Linked DNA regions of Homo sapiens: region 2 is linked to region 1. A link is an interaction called in ENCODE POLR2A ChIA-PET data of the cell type or tissue named here. Cell type or tissue: HepG2. All regions are shown on one strand. Links, peaks and the distances in the headings refer to the core of each region. The heading gives the core; the rest is flanking DNA. Region 1 overlaps MAST2 (microtubule associated serine/threonine kinase 2). Region 2 overlaps TMEM69 (transmembrane protein 69).

What was found. ChIA-PET counts read pairs that join two places held together with the same protein. Peaks named below come from ENCODE experiments on the same cell type or tissue, not always from the same donor. Only the 100,000 strongest peaks of a DNase experiment are listed, where the experiment ranks them.
Region 2: POLR2A ChIA-PET joins it to region 1 with 10 read pairs; 8 of 35 experiments call an interaction of 5 or more read pairs at or near these places.

What each region holds. Positions count from the first base shown.
Region 1 is chr1:45,817,761-45,827,065 of GRCh38, reverse strand. MAST2 (microtubule associated serine/threonine kinase 2) reads right to left here. Exons shown (of 29, transcript NM_015112.3): 2 at 2,486-2,633. Among named protein-coding and RNA genes, the nearest start is that of MAST2, 19 kb to the right of the region's middle. RefSeq lists a silencer at 4,422-4,622. In HepG2, for the core only: a CTCF peak has its summit at 2,260; a DNase peak (open chromatin) is centred at 4,235.
Region 2 is chr1:45,692,436-45,701,740 of GRCh38, reverse strand. TMEM69 (transmembrane protein 69) reads right to left here. Exons shown (of 3, transcript NM_016486.4): 3 at 7,305-8,537. The coding sequence ends at 7,836. IPP (intracisternal A particle-promoted polypeptide) reads left to right here. Exons shown (of 9, transcript NM_005897.3): 9 at 1,551-3,030. The coding sequence ends at 1,775. Among named protein-coding and RNA genes, the nearest start is that of TMEM69, 8.9 kb to the right of the region's middle. In HepG2, for the core only: no CTCF peak of the experiment used is centred there; no DNase peak of the experiment used is centred there.

The sequences.
Region 1 (9,305 bases), core at 802-8,801:
ACGAGGTCAAGAGATTGAGACCATTCTGGCCAACATAGTGAAACCCCGTCTCTACTAAAAATACAAAAATTAGCTGGGTGTGGTGGCATGGCACCTGTAGTCCCAGCTACTTGGGAGGCTGAGGCAGGAGAATCGCTTGAACCAGGAAGGCGGAGGTTTCAGTGAGCCGAGATCGCGCCACTGCATTCCAGCCTGGTGACAGAGTAAGACTCCGTCAAAAATAAATAAATAAATAAAAATAAAAAGTAAGCAAACAAAGGCCATAATGACAGAAACAGCCAGACACTGATAATGAGGGGGTGAAAAAACTGTGGGGAAATCTAAAGCAGATAGATGGACTGTAACCAATGCAACTGGGCAAAGAAAGGTATAAGCTATAGTAAGCATGGAGGGGATTGCAATTAAGTGGAGTATCTGGCCTGGCCTGGTTGCTCAGGTCTATAATCCCAGCTCTTTGGGAGGCCAAGGAAGGACTGCTTGAGCTCAGGAGTTCAAGACTAGCCTGGGCAACATGGCGAAACCCCCTCTCTACTAAAAATACAAAAATTAGCTGGGTGTGGTGGTGCACACCTGTAGTCCTACCTACTTAAGAGACTGAGGTGGGAGGATCACTTGAGCCCAGAAGGCAGAGGTTGCAGTGAGCTGAGATCACACCACTGCACTCCAGCCTGGGCGACAGAGGAGACCCTGTCTCAAAAAAAAGTGAGGTATCATCTGCCCTGCAAACTCTTAGACTAAGCACTCAGAAATGAAAAGCACCCCAAAAGTCATAAAGTAAGACACGAGCTGCAATCAGATAAATGGAAAATTCCATAGAAAGAACAGTCAAACACAACCACATTTCAACAATGTACCCGGCAGCCATGCAATTACCTCACAGGATAAAAGGGATTTAGCATTTTAGAACAAAACACTGAATATTCTGGTTGTTAGATGCTCAAAAGAAAGAGCTGATCCAGGTAAGAAAACTTTACTTTTTTTTTGTTTGGCTTTGTTTTGGAGACAGAGTTTCGCTCTGTCGCCCCAGCTGGAGTGTAATGATGCTCACTCAGCCTCCACCTCCCAGGTTCAAGCGATTCTTGTGCCTCAGCCTCCGGAGTGGCTGGGATCACAGACACATATCACCATGCCCGGCTAATCTTTGTATTTTTAGTAGAGACGGGGTTTTGCCATGTTGGCCAGGCTGGTCTTGAACTCCTGACCTCAGGTGATCTGCCTGCCTTGGTCTCCCAAAGTGCTGTGATTACGGGCGTGAGCCACCACACCCAGCCACATTTTTAAATAAAAAATCTAATTTACTCATGACAATCAGAAGATAATCACATCCCAGGCAGGCGTGGTGGCTCACCTCCCATATGTAATCCCAGCACTTTGGGAGGCCAAGGCAGGCGGATCACCTGAAGTGAGGAGTTCAAGAGCAGCCTGGCCAACATGGTGAAACCCTGTCTCTACCAAAAATAAAAAAATTAGCCAGGCATGGTGGTGCGCACCTGTGATCCCAGCTACTCAGGAGGCTGAAGCAGGAGAATCACTTGAACCTGGGAGGTAGAGGTTGCAGTGAGCAGACATCATGCCACTAAACTCCAGCCTGGGCAGTAAAGTGAGACTCTGTCTCAAAAAAAAAAAGAGAAGATAATCGCATCCTTTTAAAAAAAGAGGAGAATGTTATGAAAAACCAAACAAGAAATGGCTCTATGTAACTAAATATATGACCAGCAAAAATAAAAATTTAAATATAAGAGGCTGGGCGCGGTGGCTCACGCCTGTAATCCCAGCACTATGGGAGGCTGAGGCAGGCGGATCACAAGCTCAGGAGATCGAGACCATCCTGGCTAACACAGTGAAACCCCGTCTCTACTAAAAATACAAAAAATTAGACAGGCATGGTGGCGGATGCCTGTAGTCCCAGCTACTCGGGAGGCTGAGGCAGGAGAATGGCATGAATCCGGGAGGCGGAGCTTGCAGTGAGCCGAGATCACACCACTGCACTCCAGCCTGGGCTACGGAGCGAAACTCCATCTCAAAAAAAAAGGAAAGAAAAGAATTATGCCACAATGTACAATGTAATTGCTTCCTTTTGTACTGTGACTTCTTCGTATAATTTTTTCCCCCTGAATTTTTTAAGTCTTTTCTTTGAAGGCGGTAGAGGCCACTATGAGTTTTAGGTTTTGAGAATGAAGGAAAAAAGAAAATCTACAGAAGCAAAGAATATAAAGTTTACAGAAATAGGCAGAGAGCAAAAATCAGAGTAAGAGAGAGTGACCACTAGTGGTGATCAACCAAGAAATATCTATCAGGTCCTACAGGTTAGCAATCAGAGATTCCATGAGGAAGAAGTAAGGAGAGGAAGACAGCCTTACCATAAATGTTCTATACAAGACTACTACCAGAGAAGAAACTGTCAAGATGCCAATTCAATTAATATACACTTAAATATTGACCACATGGTCCCACATTTCTTAAAACAACAAAATCAGATATTTACCCGATAGAGAGCTGGCCAGGTTTCCTCTCCATAACTTACAATCATCCTGACTCAGTTGTCGCTGAAGTTTAACTTTTCCAGTGGATGAAAATATGTCAGGATTACTGAGTTTCCTGAAGAGCAGGGGACTAACTCCAGTTACTACATCCTTCAAAGAGAAAAAGAGTAAAACATGAGTCTTTAATATCTCCTCTGAAGTATAAAAACTTTATATTAAACATCTCTACAGCATTCACTACAATTTAAAAGTGCCAAAATATTATACTTCCCCCTCCATAGCTAAAACCAGAAACATATTTCTTAGTAAAAGCTAGGTATGCTGTAAAGGACACAGGATATTGATTATTAAAATGCCAAAGGAAAAATAGGTGAGAAAGGTCATGGGATGACAGACATTTTGACAGGATATAGTATTCATAATGAGTACACTTCTTAGTTAAGTTTATTTATGTTTATCCTTTTATTCATACCCTTCCTATATCCAATAAAGAAAAGCATATTTTAGTTTAAAAAAAATCATTAAATGGTAGACTTTACCTGGCATATAAAGTCAGAAATATCTCTAACATTCAATTAATGCTAAAATTAATATTAGAGCTTTCTTTATATGCCTATAAGAGGAGCTAAATACAGGTTTTCAAAGTATAAAAGTACTATCAGAAAATACAGGCAATACAAAACATTGACAGAACCTTCCCATTCCACTCCAACACCTCTTTCTCCTCATTCAGTAAGCAGTGTCCAATAATATCATCAACATGTAGACATTTTTAAGCCAACACCCACCTAATCAGGAGTATTATAATAAATAAGAAACTTTCGAAAAAAATCAGCCCGATGAGGTATATCTATTATATGTCAATGAAGGAAGCTGTAACAAATACAGATAAGTAACACATCAAACTGATCTAGACAGTACAGAGACAAGAACCATTAGAGAATAACTGGGCCGGGTACAGTAGCTCACACCTGTAATCCCAGCACTTTAGGAGTCTGAGGCAGGTGGATCATGAGGTCGGGAGTTCAAGACCAGCCTGGTCAAGATGATGAAACCCTGTCTCTACTAAAAATACAAAAATTAGCCAGGCGTGGTGGCAGGCACCTGTAACCCCGGCTTACTCGGGAGGCTGAGACAGAGAATTGCTTGAACCCAGGAGGCAGAGGTTGCAGTGATCCAAGATCATGTCACTGCACTCCAGCCTGAGCAACAGAGCGAGACTCCGTCTCAAAAAAAAAAAAAAAAGAGAATAACTGACCCCATGTCACCTGCCATTTGAAAAACAAGCTTCAAGTAACTGGCACCATAGCAATACTAAAAGCCACAAGGGGCAAAAAAGGAGGAAATTTCCAGTTCTCTAAGATTAAAAAAAAAAAAAAGAAAAAAATTCTATACAGTTATATATTGTGATTAGTGAGTTCAAAAAAATGGGTAAGTACTAATATTGGTTGGTGGTGACTATCCAAAACATGATTTACAAATGCCCAAACATAAAAAGAAGAGTGAAGTTGGTGAAGAAAAATACCTGAAAAGAAGAAAAAGACAATTTCAAAACATGGTGGTAAGTGAATAAAAGGATAAAGGAGGATATTGTGGCACTGAATCAAACAATTGATGTGTCCAGGCACCTAACTGTAGCAGGACTGAGCAGTGAGACGGGGAACAGGAAATAGAACTTAATGCAAAAACAGAAGGTAGCAAGGGAACAGCTTGTATTTGCACTATTTGGCATGTCAAGGATGAAACAGTACCTATGGATCAAGGAGAAACCAGGGAAGGAAGCAGACTTTGGACTAATGCTGGTAATCCATTAAAGAGGGTTGGCCACTCACAAAGGTGACAAGCACAGCAAGAAGCTCTAGGTAGAGAGAACTGAGGAGGCCTTGGAAGACATCAAGCTAAAGTGGATATCCTCTATGAAGACAATGTGGAGAGGGAAAGATCCTATCTCAAAAAAACTTACAACCAGCTGCATGGGAGAACCAGCATTTGGATGCCTGCTACACTGTATGGATGAATAATCCGTCTTAGCCAGAGAAAGAACAATCAAGAAAGAATTTGATCAGTACCAATTAAGAGAAACACATACACTTTTCAATTTCCCTATTCCTTCCCACAAGACACCAAAGTAAAGAAACCAGATAACAGAGGAGAGGAGAAAAGAAAGAGAGGATCACACCCCTTCTTACTGCAAGTCTCTTCGAGTCAAAACCTGGCAAAGGAAAGGAAATATAAATTAAATATGAAATTTGAACTTTTAAGCTAGGATTTTTAACTTTTACTGAAGTACATTACTCATTTTAGAAAAGTACACATACCTAAGCATAGAACTCAATGAATTTTCACAAATTGAACAGACCCACTAAGCAGCATCAAGATTAAAACACTGAAAATAGCCAGGCACGGTGGCTCATGCCTGTAATCCCAGAACTTTGGGAGGCTGAGGTGGGTGGATCATTTGAGGTCAGGAGTTCAAGACCAGCCTGGCCAACATGGCAAAACCCCATCTCTACTAAAAATACAAAAATTAGCTGGGCGTGATGGCACGTGCCTGTAATCCCAGCTACTTGGGAGGCTGAGGCACAGGAATCGCGTGAACCTGGGAGGTGGAGGTTGCAGTGAGCAGAAATCACACCACTGCACTCCAGGCTGGGTGACAGAGCAACACTCTGTCACCAAAAAAAAAAAAAAAAAAAAGGTGAAGGTGAAACAATATATGAATATGGGAATTCTAGAAGAGAAGGGGGCAGTAAGAACATGTGAAGAGGCCGGGCACCATGGCTCACGCCTGTAATCCCAGCACTTTGAGAGGCCAAGGCGGGCAGATCATGAGGTTAGGAGTTTGAGACCAGCCTGGCCAACATGGTGAAACCCCGTCTCTAATAAAAATACAAAAATCAGCTGGCGTGGTGGTGCATGCCTGTAGTTCCAGCTACTCGGGAGGCTGAGGCACAGTTATGACTTGAACCCAAGAGGCAGAGGTTGCAGCGAGCCAAGATCCTGCCCTGCACTTCAGCCTGGGTAACAGAACGAGACTCTGTCTCAAAAAAAAAAAAAAAAAAAAAAAGAAGAAATAACATACCAAAACTTCCCAAATGTGATGACAGATACAAATCTACACATCCAAGAAGCTCCGTGACTTCTAAGCAGGTTAAATTCAAAAAGGTTCATATGGAGACACATGATAACCAAACTGTCAAAGCCAATGGCAAAGAAATAATATTCAAAGCAGCAAGAGAAAAGCAACTTGTCAAATACAGGAGATCCTGAATCAGACGAACAGCTCATATCTCATCAGAACTGTGGAGTCCAGAAGTGAGTAGGATGACATACGGAATTCTATCTTGAGCATAACTGTCCTTCAAAAATGAGGAAAAAATAAAGGCTGGGTGCAGTGGCTCACACCTGTAATCCCAACACTCTGGGAGGCCAAGGTAGGGAGATTGCTTGAGCCCAGGAGTTTGAGATCAGCCTGGGCAACATGGCGAAACTCTGTCTCTGCAAAACACATAAAAGTTAGCTGGGCATGGTGACATGTACCTGTGGTCCCAGCTACTCAGGAGGATGAGGCAAGAAAATTGCTTGAGCCCAGGAGGTCAACACTGCAGTGAGCCAAGATTGCACCACTACACTCCAGCCCGGGAAACAGAGCAAGACTCTGACTCAAAAAAAAAAAAAAAAAAAAAAAAGAGAAAGAAAGAGAAATTGAAATCGAGGCATTTTCAGATTAAGAAAAAAAAAAAAAAAAGCAGACAGAGTCCATCACCACTACATATGTTCTACATCAAATCCTAAAAGGCATCTTCAAGTTGAAATGAAAGGACACTAAACAGAAACTTAAGGCCATCTGAAAAAATGAAGATCCAAAAAATAAAAAATAAAGATCCCCAGCAAAGGTAACCATATGGACAAATATCACAGCCAGTATTATTCTATTTTTGTTTTTCAGCTCCACCTTTTTTCCCTATATGACTTAAAAGACAAAAGCATTAAAAAATTATAAATCTATGATATTTAGCACACAATGAATAAAGATGTAATCTGCCACAAAAACAACTTATCAAGGAAATGGAGCTATACAGGAATAAAGTTTTTGTATACTACAGAAGTTAAACTGGTACCATTTCAAACTAGACTGTTATAAATTTAGTATGTTACATGTAATCCCCATAGCAACCAAAAAAAAATTCTAAAAAACACACACAAAAGGAAGTGAGAAAAGATCCCCTTGATCCAGTTTTGCTTTGGTTGCCTCTGCATGTGGGGTATTTATTGCTCAAGAAATTTTTGCCCAAACCAATGTCCTAGCAAGTTTCCCCAAAGTTTTCTTTTAGTAGTTTCAGAGTTTGCAGTTTAAGATTTAAATCTTTAATACATTTTTGATTTTTGTATATGGGAAGAGATAGGGATCTAGTTTCACTCTTCTGCATGTAGATATCTGCATATAGATTTCCAGTTTTCCGAGAACCATTTATTGTACAGACTGTCCTTTTACCAAAGTATGTTCTTGGCACCTCTGTCAAAAACCAGTTCACTGTAAATGTATGGATTTATTAATGGGTTCTCTATTCCGTTCTATTGGTCTCTGTTTGTTTTTATGTCAGTACCATGTTGTTTTGGTTACCATAGCTTTCTAGTATCATTTCAAGTCAGGTAATGTCATTTCTCCAGTTTTCTTCTTTATGTTGAAGATAGCTTTGGCTATTCTGAGTCCTCTGTGGTTCCACGTAAATTTTAGAATTGTTTTTTCTATTTTTGTGGAGAATGTCATTGGTATTTTGAATATGGATTGTATTGAATCTGTAGATTGCTTTGGGTACTATGGACATTTTAATAGTGATTTTTCCAATCCATGAACATGAAATATCTTTTCATTTTTTTAATGTCCTCTTCAATTTCTTGCATCAGTGTTTAATAGTTTTCATTAGAGAGATCTTTCATCTCTTTGGTTAATCCCTAGGTATTTTATTTGCAGCTACTGTAAATGGGGTTACTTTTTTGATTTTTTCAGATTGTTCACTGTTGGCATACAGAAACACTACTGATCTCTGTGTGTTGACTTTGGATCCTGCAACTTTACTAAATTTATCAGTTCTAATAGTTTTTTGGTGAAGTCTTTAAGCTTTTGCCAAATATAAGATCAAATCATCTGCAAACAAGGATAATTTGACTTCTTTTCCAATTTGGATACCCTTTATTTCTTTTTCTTGTCTAATTACCATAGTTAAGACTTCCAGTACTACTAGGTTGGTACAAACGTAATTGCGGTGGTTTGCATGATTAGAATTTGTCATCTGATATTGGAATACATTCTTTTTTTTTTTTTTTTTGAGACAGACTTTGCTCTTGTTGCCCAGTCTGGAGTGCAATGGCATGATCTCGGCTCACTGCAACCTCTGCCTCCTGGGTTCAAGCGATTCTCCTGCCTCAGCCTCCCAAGTAGCTGGGATTACAGGTGTGTGCCACCATGCCTGGCTAAGTTTGTATTTTTAGTAGAGACAAGGTTTCACCATGTTGGTCAGGCTGGTCTCGAACTCCTGAACTCTGGTGATCCACCCACCTCAGCCTCCCAAAGTGCTGGGATTACAGGCATGAGCCACTATGCCCGGTCTTGGAATACATTCTTAAATAAATGTCATTATATTATACATCATTTTAATGTTCATTTTTTATGTTTTTTGGCTAGAGACTTATTTACTTGCTGTTTATGTTTTAGACTATGGGAATGAAGTTAGATAAAAAGCAAATATGAGCAATTTTTGAATAAGTTCAAAATGGGTCGTAAAGCAAAGGAGACAACTCACAACATCAACAATGCATTTGGAGAGGAACTGCTAACAACTGTACAGTGCAGTGGTGGTTCAAAAAGTTTTGCAAAGGAGGCAAGCCTTGAAGGTGAGGAGTGTAGTGGCCGACCATCGGAAGTTCACAACGACCAATTGTGAGCAATCATCTCTTAGAACTACACAAGAAGTTGCCGAAGAACTCAACATCGACCATCCTACAGTCATTCAGCATTTGAAGCAAATCGAAAAGGTGAAAAAGCTCGTTAAGTGGGTGCCTCATGAGCTGAGTGAAAATCAAATAATCATCATTTTGAAGTGTCATCTTCTCTTATTCTACAGAACAATGAACCACTTCTCGATCACACTGTGACATGCAAGGAAAAGTGGACTTTATATGACAACCTGTGACAACCAGCTCAGTGGCTGGACTGAGAAGAAGCTCCAAAGCACTTCCCAAAGCCAAACTTGCATCAAATAAAGGTCACGGTCACTGTTTGGTGGTCTGCTGTCAGTCTGATCCACTACAGCTTTCTGAACCCCAGTGAAAGCATAACATCTGAGAAGTATGCTCAGCAATCTTAATGAGATGCACCAAAAACTGCAACGCCTGACACCAGCATTGGTCAACAAAAAGGACCCAATTCTCCACAACAACACCCAACTGCACATCACACAACCAAGCTTCAACAAGTGAACGAATTGGGCTATGAAGTTTTCCCTCCCGCCATATTCACCTAACCTCTCACCAACCAACTACCACTTCTTCAAGCATCTCGACAACGTTTTGCAGAGAAAACATTTCCATGACCAGCAGGATGCAGAACATTCTTTCCAAGAGTTCGTCAAATCCCAAAGCATGGATTTTTACACAACAAGAACAAACATTTCTCATTGGCGAAAATGTGTTGATTGTAATGGTTCCTATTTTGATTAATAAAGATGTGTTTGAGCCTAGTTATAATGATTTAAAATTCACAGTCCAAAACCACAATTACTTTTGCAACAACCTAATACCATACTATGTCTGGAAAAGTTG
Region 2 (9,305 bases), core at 349-8,348, 120 kb after region 1:
CTTTGTTCATCATATGCTTTATTTAAAGATTGATAATCTGTTCTCCCATTACCTGGCCACTTGCTCTTTGCTCTCCTAATTACTTCTTAGGACCTTTAGTAGCTTTCTTGTTTTCTGAGTATGGACGTTTTCCCTCAAGTAAGACACTACTAGTCGCTGGGTGCGGTGGCTCACGCCTGTAATCCCAGCACTTTGGGAGGCCAAGGCGGGTGGATCACTTGAGGTCAGGAGTTTGAGACCAGCCTGGCCAACACGGTGAAACTGTCTCTACCAAAAATACTAAAAATTAGCCAGGCGTGGTGGCGGGTTCCTGTAATCCCAGCTACTCAGGAGGCTGAGGCAGGAGAATCGCTTGAACCTGGGAGACAGAGGTTGCAGTGAGCCAAGATCACACCATTGCACTCCAGCCTGGGCAACAAGAGCGAGACTCCGTCTCAAAAAAAAACAAAAAAAAAAGTAAGACACTACTAGTCATTTTGGCTATAGCAGCACATTGAAATTTCTTCAGGGAATGATGTATAACAGGAGTTAGCAAACTTTTTGTGTAAAAGCCCAGATAGTAAATATTTTTGGCCTGTGGGCCATACACAATATCCTTTTTTGATATATGCTTTGTCTTTTTTTAAAAAATACCTTTTAATATGGGAAAATCATTGTTTGTTCTCAGGCTATACCAAAGTAGACTATAGTTCCCAACCCCTGGTTAGCCCACCTTTTTGAAAATATGTTCTGCAGATTACTAACTCCACTGGATGCTCCTTGTAAAAAGGATTCCATGGTCAAATAAATTTGTCAGGTGTTCCATGCTGTGTCATTCTCTTGGACATTTTTAAGACTCATTAAAATACTAAAGGCTTTTAAAAAATCCTTTGGTTTATAAGCTTCTTTCTCCTTGGAGCTTTGTGGTTCTTTTGTTTTTATTTGCTTATTTTTGAGTGTATTACCTACTTGTATTCCATAGACTTTGTTTCTTAGAATGTTGTCCTGTGTATGAGTTCTAGGTCATTTCCTGATCATGTTTTATAATCAGACCTTTTAAAAAATTATATTCCTCTAAATTTACTTTGTTCATGCCCACTTCAAGTTTATTTTAAAATATTCTGGGCCGGGTGCTGTGGCTTACACCTGTAATCCTAGCACTGTGGGAGGCTGAGGTGGGACAATCACTTGAGTTTAGGAGTTTAAGACCATCCTGGACAACATGGTGAAATTCCATCTCTACAATAGAAAAATTAGCTAGGTGTGGTGGTGTACACCTGTAGTCCTACCTACTCAGGAGGCTGAGGCAAGAGGAGCTCTTGAGTCTGGGAGGTTGAGGCTGCGCTGAGCCGAGATCGTTGCTGTGCATTCCAGCCTGGGTGACAGAGCGAGACCCTGTCTCCAAGGAAAAAACAAAGCAAAAAAAAGAAAAAAAAATCTGTATGCTTACCTGACTAGATAGTTTTACATTTAAACATGTAAAAAGAACTGGGATATCGAATTTCTCAGTGGATTTCTTTACTATCATTTCATAACACTGCTAACATATTTTTTTTTTCTCTCTTAACCAGGAAAAGTGGGTTGAAGTTGCCTCAATGAAAGTGCCTAGAGCAGGCATGTGTGTTGTGGCAGTCAATGGTCTTCTGTATGTTTCTGGAGGTCGATCTTCCAGCCATGATTTTTTGGCTCCAGGTACCTTGGACTCAGTTGAAGTTTATAACCCTCATTCAGATACATGGACAGAAATTGGTAACATGATCACCAGTCGTTGTGAAGGGGGCGTTGCTGTGCTATGAAATATAAAGCATAACAGAGCACAAGGAACATTTTGAAAATGCAGGACCTGACCTTTTGCAAAGCAAACATAGATTTGGTGATAAGACCCTCTGATTCTGTGAGTTTTCCATGTATTTGGTAGATAAATGACTAACGAGGCTGGGCGCAGTGGCCTCATGCCTATAATCCCAGCACTTTGGAAGGCTGAGGCAGAAGGATCACTTGAGCCCAGGAATTTGAGGTTGTAGTAAGCTACGATCATGCCACTGCACTCCACTCTGGGCAACAGAATGAGATCCTGTCTCTTAAAGAAAAAAAATAAACTCAAGAATGATTTTTCTAAAAATATGAGTGAGAATGGATATGGAATATATCCCAATTAATAAAGAGCTCACACAGATTTGCCAGGTTTACTAATAATAGAAATGCCATTTATGCTGTAGAATTCTCCAGTTTAAGTGTAGACAACTCCTATTTTACAAATTTGTAGAAATTATTTACTAGAAGCTTCCTGGCAAATAGTCCCTTTAGCTACTTCTCCAGTGCAGTATAAATTGTAACATAAAACTTTATGTGATATAGGAATAGTGTCAATGACACAGTTTAAAGACCTCTATATTCACAATTATATCCAGAGCATAATTTTCCATGGCCATAGTTTGAGCCACAGAGAAAGCCAATGAAATAGATTCCTACTTTTATTTAATGCCAAGAGTTTTCACTAGCCCCAAACTTTTTATTGGCAGCAGATATCCTAGGAGGGGTGTTTGGGAAATATCTAGCTATTTTAATAGATAGATACCTTTTTGCTTGATGATAAGTTTTTGCTTGCTCATATTTTTTGTCTTGATCCTGAGAATGCAAGTAAGGAATTAATAGGAGGTTCTTAGTGACCAGATGTTGTAATGGGCTATACAGTCCAGCAGGCAGTATGCACCTAGAAATTTCTCCCTTTTTTAGGCTGGGCATGGTGGCTCACACCTGTAATCCCAGCACTTTGAGAGGCCGAGGTGAGACGGGAAGATGGCTTGAACTCAGGAGTTCGAGACTAGCCTGGGCAACGTGATGAGACTCCGTCTCTACCAAAAAATATATAAAAATTAGCCGGGCGTTGTGGCTTGTACCTGTGGTCCCATCTGCTTGGGAGGCTGAGGTTGCAGGATCACTTGAGCCCAGGAGGTCAAGGCTGCAGTGAGCCAAGATTGTGCCACTGCACACCGGCCTGGGTGACAGCATGAGAACCTGTCTCAAAAAAAAAAAAAAAAAAAGAAAAAAAAATTCTTCCTTTTTTGCTAGATTGTTGTCACCAAAATTATCTGTTTGGCTTTAGGAAGAGGGAATTTTATTAGATTATCAAGCTTTGTAAAATTTATTTGTACTTGGGCAAACCTAAGTAAGAGCATACTGCAAAGCTACTGCTTGGATGTAGAGGGCTAAATTGTAGGTACTTCTGAAACTTTTTATAGATACTGACTCATAAGTGTAATTTGAAAGTACCCCTTGACCCAAACAAAACTGCTTCTCAAAACTTCTCATTTTCTCCCTGAGAAGCATTCTAAAGAATTGTTCTCTGTTCATTTCTAAGAGAAAGATTTACTGGGTGTATGATGCGGTTACTTTTAAGTTATTTCTACTGGCCAGTTGGAGCAATATATATTAAAGGTCTTGCATACAGTAAAAAAAATTTTTTTTTGAGATGGAATTTTGCTCTTGTTGCCCAGGCTGGAGTGCAAAGGCGTGATCTCGGCTCACTGCAACCTCCGCCTCCCGGATTCAAGCGATTCTCCTGCCTCAGCCTCCCAAGTAGCTGGGATTACAGGCGCCCACCACCATGCCTAGCTAATTTTTCTGTATGGGGTTTCACCATGTTGGCCAGGCTGGTCTCGAACTCCTGACCTCAGGTGATCCACCTGCCTTGGCCTCCTGAAGTGCTGGGATTACAGGCATGGGCCAGCGTGCCCGGCTGCATACAGTAAAATTTAACTAGTTGACTTAAGGATTTGATTTCCCGTTTCTTTTTTTTTTTTTTAGATGGAGTCTTGCCCTGTCACTCAGGCTGGAGTGCAATGGTGTGATCTCAGCTCACTGCAACCTCTGCCTCCCTGGTTCAAACGATTCTCCCGCCTCAGCCTCCCGAGTAACTGGGATTACAGACGTGAGCCACCATGCCTGGCTAATTTTTTGTATCTTTAGTAGAGACGGAGTTTCACCATGTTGGCCAGGCTGGTGTTGAACTCCTGACCTTGTGATCTGCCCACCTTGGCCTCCCAAAGTGCTGGGACTATAGGTGTGAGCCACCGCACTCTGCCGATTTCCCATTTCTTTGCTAAGGTCCTTCAGTATATTACTATAAGCATCATCAACTTATTTAGATAGAAAACTTTTAATTGCATTAATGAATTAGGTAGCACTCATATCCAAATTATTTGGTTTAGGCCGGGCACCGTGGCTTATGCCTGTAATCCTAGCACTTTGGGAGACTGAGGTGGGCAGATCACTTGAGGTCAGGAGTTCAAGACCAGTCTTGCCAACATGGTGAAACCCCGTCTCTACTAAAAATACAAAAAATTGGCAGCAGGTGGTGGTACATGCCTGTAATCCCAGCTGCTGAGGAGGCTGAGGCAGGAGAATCACTTGAATCCAGGAGGTGGAGGTTGTAGTGAGCTGAGATCATACCACTGTGTTCTAGCCTGGGCCATAGAGCAAGACTTTGTCTCAAAAAAAAATAAAACAAAAAATATTTGGTTTAGTCTACAACTATACCTTCCTTATAACTTAACCATATGCATTTATTAGGAAAAGTTTATGTAATGCAGACAGGAAGCTCTATGTTCCCTTCTCTGGGGCATCCTGAACGTCTGAAGGGTCACAGATGTCTGTGTAGAGATCTGTAAGATGTCAAAGAATAAAGATAATTTATAGACTAAGCTATAACTCATGTGCCTTTACTATTTCTAGTTACAGAGAATCTGTATTCTGATTCAAAACAGATTTACAAAATACTTCTACAACTAATTTCTCATTGTCTAGTAGCAACTGAAAATGACACTTTGAAGGGGTGTGCTTTGCACAGCTGTGGCAGAAATGTAATGTCAAGGCAGTCAGTGTTTTAACAGGTCCCGAAGATCCCTGAAAATAGGTGACTGTAAATATGCTTATTATTCCTAGGTAATGACAAGATTGGTTTTGTTTTTGTTTTTGTTTTGAGATGGAGTTTCGCTCTTGTTGCCCAGACTGGAGTGCAATAGCATGATCTTGGCTCACCGCAACCTTTGCCGCCCGGGTTCAAGCGATTCTCCCGCCTCAGTCTCCTGAGTAGCTGGGATTGCAGGCATGAACCACGAGGCCCAGCTAATTTTGTATTTTTTGTAGAGGTGGGGTTTCTCCATCTTGGTCACGCTTGACTCGAACTCCCGACCTCAGGTGATCTGCCTGCCTTGGCCTCCCAAAGTGCTGGGATTACAGGCATGAGCCACCTCACCAGGCTAACAAGATTGTTTTTAAAAGAATGTACTAATAAAGTATCTAGTTTTTTTGTTTCTTTGTATTACTTTATCAGTGGCATTCTGGGTTACCAAACTGTAGTAGGATTGCACAAGTTTTTTAGTTGGTTTTGTTTTAACTTTAAGGACTTGCACATTTCATTTTACATTTAATTCTGTTTTTTGAGAAATGATTAAAGTGATCTACCTCCAAAATGTTTAACAATCCGATATGCTTCTAAGTATCCTGCCAATGTACTTAATCAAATGTACTTAAAAATCAGTTTTCTTAAAGAAGCATACACTGTAATTCACCTGGAAAAATAGCATTTTTAAGTAAAATTAGGCAATTAGCCTAAAAATATGATTTGCCTCTATTCTGGAAAATAATTCATTTAATTCAGATTATGGAAAAGTCTTAAATTTGTATAGCATTCATGCAATTTAATAACAAAGAAGTGAGTTTCCTTATCAAAACAATCTGAGTAGAATCAGATTGAGACTGAGTGGAAACATCATCTCTAAAAAATATACAGGCCGGGCACGGTGGCTCATGTCTGTAATCCCAGAATTTTGGGAGGCCAAGGTGGGTGGGTCACCTGAAGTTGGGAGTTTGAGACCAGCCTGACCAACATGGAGAAACCCTGTCTCTACTAAAAATACAAAATTAGCTGGGCATGGTGGCGCATGCCTGTAATCCCAGGTACTCGGGAGGCTGAGGCAGGAGAATCGCTTCAACACGGGAGGCGGAGGTTGCGGTGAGCCGAGATAGCGCCATTGCACTCCAGCCTGGGCAACAAGAGTGAAACTCCATCTAAAAAAAAAAAAAATTCCAGGTTATACTATATCCTGATCTATATCCTTAGACCATTTTTAATCCTTAGACCATTTTTAATGTTTTTCCTTTTTGGTGAGACTAGGAATTTCAGAAAACTAGGTTTTCTGTTAATTCTTTTTTTCTCCACCTTAAGTAGAGTGATTAGAGACTACGTTTTCAAGTGAAAATCTAAGGTGTTGCTTTTGCTGTTTTAAGAAAGCTTCTGCACTGGGTGCAGTGGCTCACGCCTGCAATCCTAACACTTTGGGAGCCTAGGCAGGAGGATTGCTTGAGCTCAGTTCAAGACCAGCCTGGGCAACATAGGGAGACCCTGTCTCTACAAAAAATTAAAAAATTAGCTTGGCATAGTGGTGCACAACTGTAGTCCCAGCTACTCAGGAGGCTGAGGTGGGAGAATTGCTTGAGCCCAGGAGGTCGAGGCTGCAGTGAGCCATGACCACACCACTACACTCTGGCCTGAGCAAGAGTGAGACCCTGCGTTTAAACAAAACAAAACAAAAACAAAAACACACCAAAGCTAAAAGCTTCTCTGTGATTTAAAAGATGTAGAACTAGACCAGCCTGTCCAACATGGTGAAATGCCACCTCTACTAAAAATACACACCAAAAAATTAGTTGGGCATGGTGGCACGTGCCTATAATCCCAGCTACTCTAGAGATGCTGAGGCAGGAGAATCGCTTGAACTCGGGAGGTGGAGGTTGCGGTGAGCCAAGATCGTGCCACTGCACTCCAGCCTAGGCGACAGAATGAAACTCCATCTCAAAAAAAAAGATGTAGAACTAGATAGGCCTGCTCATTAGAATATCAAGATGGCTCCAGCTTGACTTTTCTTTCCTAATTTATATGTACTAGTGGCTTTATTTTAAATAGTTTCCTTTGAAAATAATCATTTTGACCAGCTATTATGTGTTTGGTGGTAAGGGACAAGTTGTTATCTGTACCATGCCAAATATCCTAATAAAAACTGGAAAACATGTCCAACTTACCTTTGAATGTGGCTTTCCCTCATGACACTGCTCCCTACTGACTTTAGAGCCATAGATCCTTTTAGCTCATATAATTGGGTTATACCATGTGAAATAAGTTTGGACATGCCTTTCCCAGTGGTAACTCCTGTGAAAACTCAATGGAACTACCTTTTCTTTTCAGATACTCACAGATACGAGGTTTTCCGCTTGAAGTGGGAGAATATGTGCATTCTTTTCAATGATCACAAGACTCTAACAAAGGGGATTTTTAATCTTTAATTTTCAAGATGGTTAAAATATTGAAATGTTTAAGTGGATAACTATATTATTCATAAAATGACTGAGTGAAAACTAATATACTATGAGATGAAAAGTACTTGTCAGGGATTTTCAAGCTTTTGCTCAAGTAATTACCATGAAGTAACAATTTCTAGAAATGAAGAACAATCTGTGAAGATAAATTACCATTGGTGTGGGGAAAAAAAGCCAAACAGAAGTAGAAAAAGGTGTAGCTGGCATACAAATGTTATCTACAGTGTATTTATATATATATATTTTTAAAACTTTTAACTAAAAAGTAAACTTTAATGTCGAAAATGCAAACTTGGGGAAGACAGAAAAGATCACACACAAGGCTGTCACTTCACACGTGGAAGGTTGCACAGCGGCCGGGCAGAGGCGCTTGTCACACTTCCCAGATGGTCAGGCGGCCAGGCAGAGGCGCTCCTCACTTCCCAGACGGGGCAGCAGCTGGGCAGAGGTGCTCCTCACTTCCCAGACTTTTATATTTTTTATACTTGACCAGGTCTCTTATGTCCTTTTTCTGGAAAACTACTTTTAACTACTAAAGTGATTATAAATGAAAAAGTGGCCAATAAAGTGACTACTATCCTCAGGGCTTTAAACCAGTTGGGATAATGTGGTAAGAGAAAAAGTTCAAGGTGGAATGCTACTCCCATACCCATTATTACTGTGACTATGGCTTCACTAAGTCTTTCAGAAATAAGGAAGGCAAACCATGAAAAGAAAAGAGGAGCTGCACTGCTAGCTAAATTAAGGTAGTCTGGTTTGGCTGGACTACCTTCTGGTAGAGCAAAACCCCATCTGATCCCACCCAAGAAAGATAGGAAACTGGCTCCATAAGCCATCTGAGTAAAAGCTAATATGGGAATATAAGTTTTTGTCATCAGCATGACCAGTGGTGGAGCAACGAAGGGGATTAGTCCTGCCAGAGTTACACATAATGCTGGCTTTGGGCTGTCAGTTAGGTAAGTGATGGTGCTTGAGGGTCTGGCTAGAAGTGCTTGCTTCTGCTGCTTTTTAAAGCTGCAGGGGGATGTATGATAGCACTGTGTCTTGCTCATATACGCTGGAAATGATGAGGAAAGCCAAGGCCTTGGACATGGGGAAAAGTTTTGCTGGAGAGACATCTTGAGAGAAAGTATATCTGTTCTGCTGGTTCTTAGTCCCACTGGGAAAGAGTACTTCAGTATCTACAAAGAAAATAGAACCAAAAGACAAAATTAAAAATATATATATGTATCATCAGATTTTAGTCAATCCCAGTATGAAATAATGGGGATTGTTTGAAAGGAGCAAACAAAAAAGATCTGCTTTCCATTACCACATCAAACTATACAGAAAGGATGAACTAATAACTCTGAAGTGATATTATTGCTGGTAAGAGTATTAAATGGCTATACAATGTACAAAAGAAACCACTGAACACAAACTAGTGATATATTTCAACCTACCACTTAATCTTATTCCATGAGAAAAATATCTGAAAGAGGAGCAGGTAAAGACTAGATCTTCAGAATTTGGCCTTCTAAACTGCCTCTTTTATTTATAAATAGCAAAAGCAGCAGCACTAATTACCGTGGGAATGCTGTTTTTATATGGAGAAAATAAATCTACCTTCCAACTTAGTTTTATGAACACCACATACTTTTCACAGTTCCACACCTTTGTGTATGCTCTGCCTAGAATTCTAGCTCTTACTACTTTCCTATCTAGGAAACTTACCTCAACATTCAAAATTCAACTTAAAGCTTTCCTTTACCCTTCTACGGTCTGATTTAATGCTCCTATAGTAAGCACCCTGTGCACACTTCCATCATAATTCTTCTCACAGTGAATTAAAATTGTGTGTTTACTTGTCTTTGTCTCAGTAGACTTGAGAGCCAGGACCGTATTTTTTTCCTTGCCTTAAAATCCCCACTGCCTTTCATTGTACACGGGCAAAGTAATAACCTTTCCTG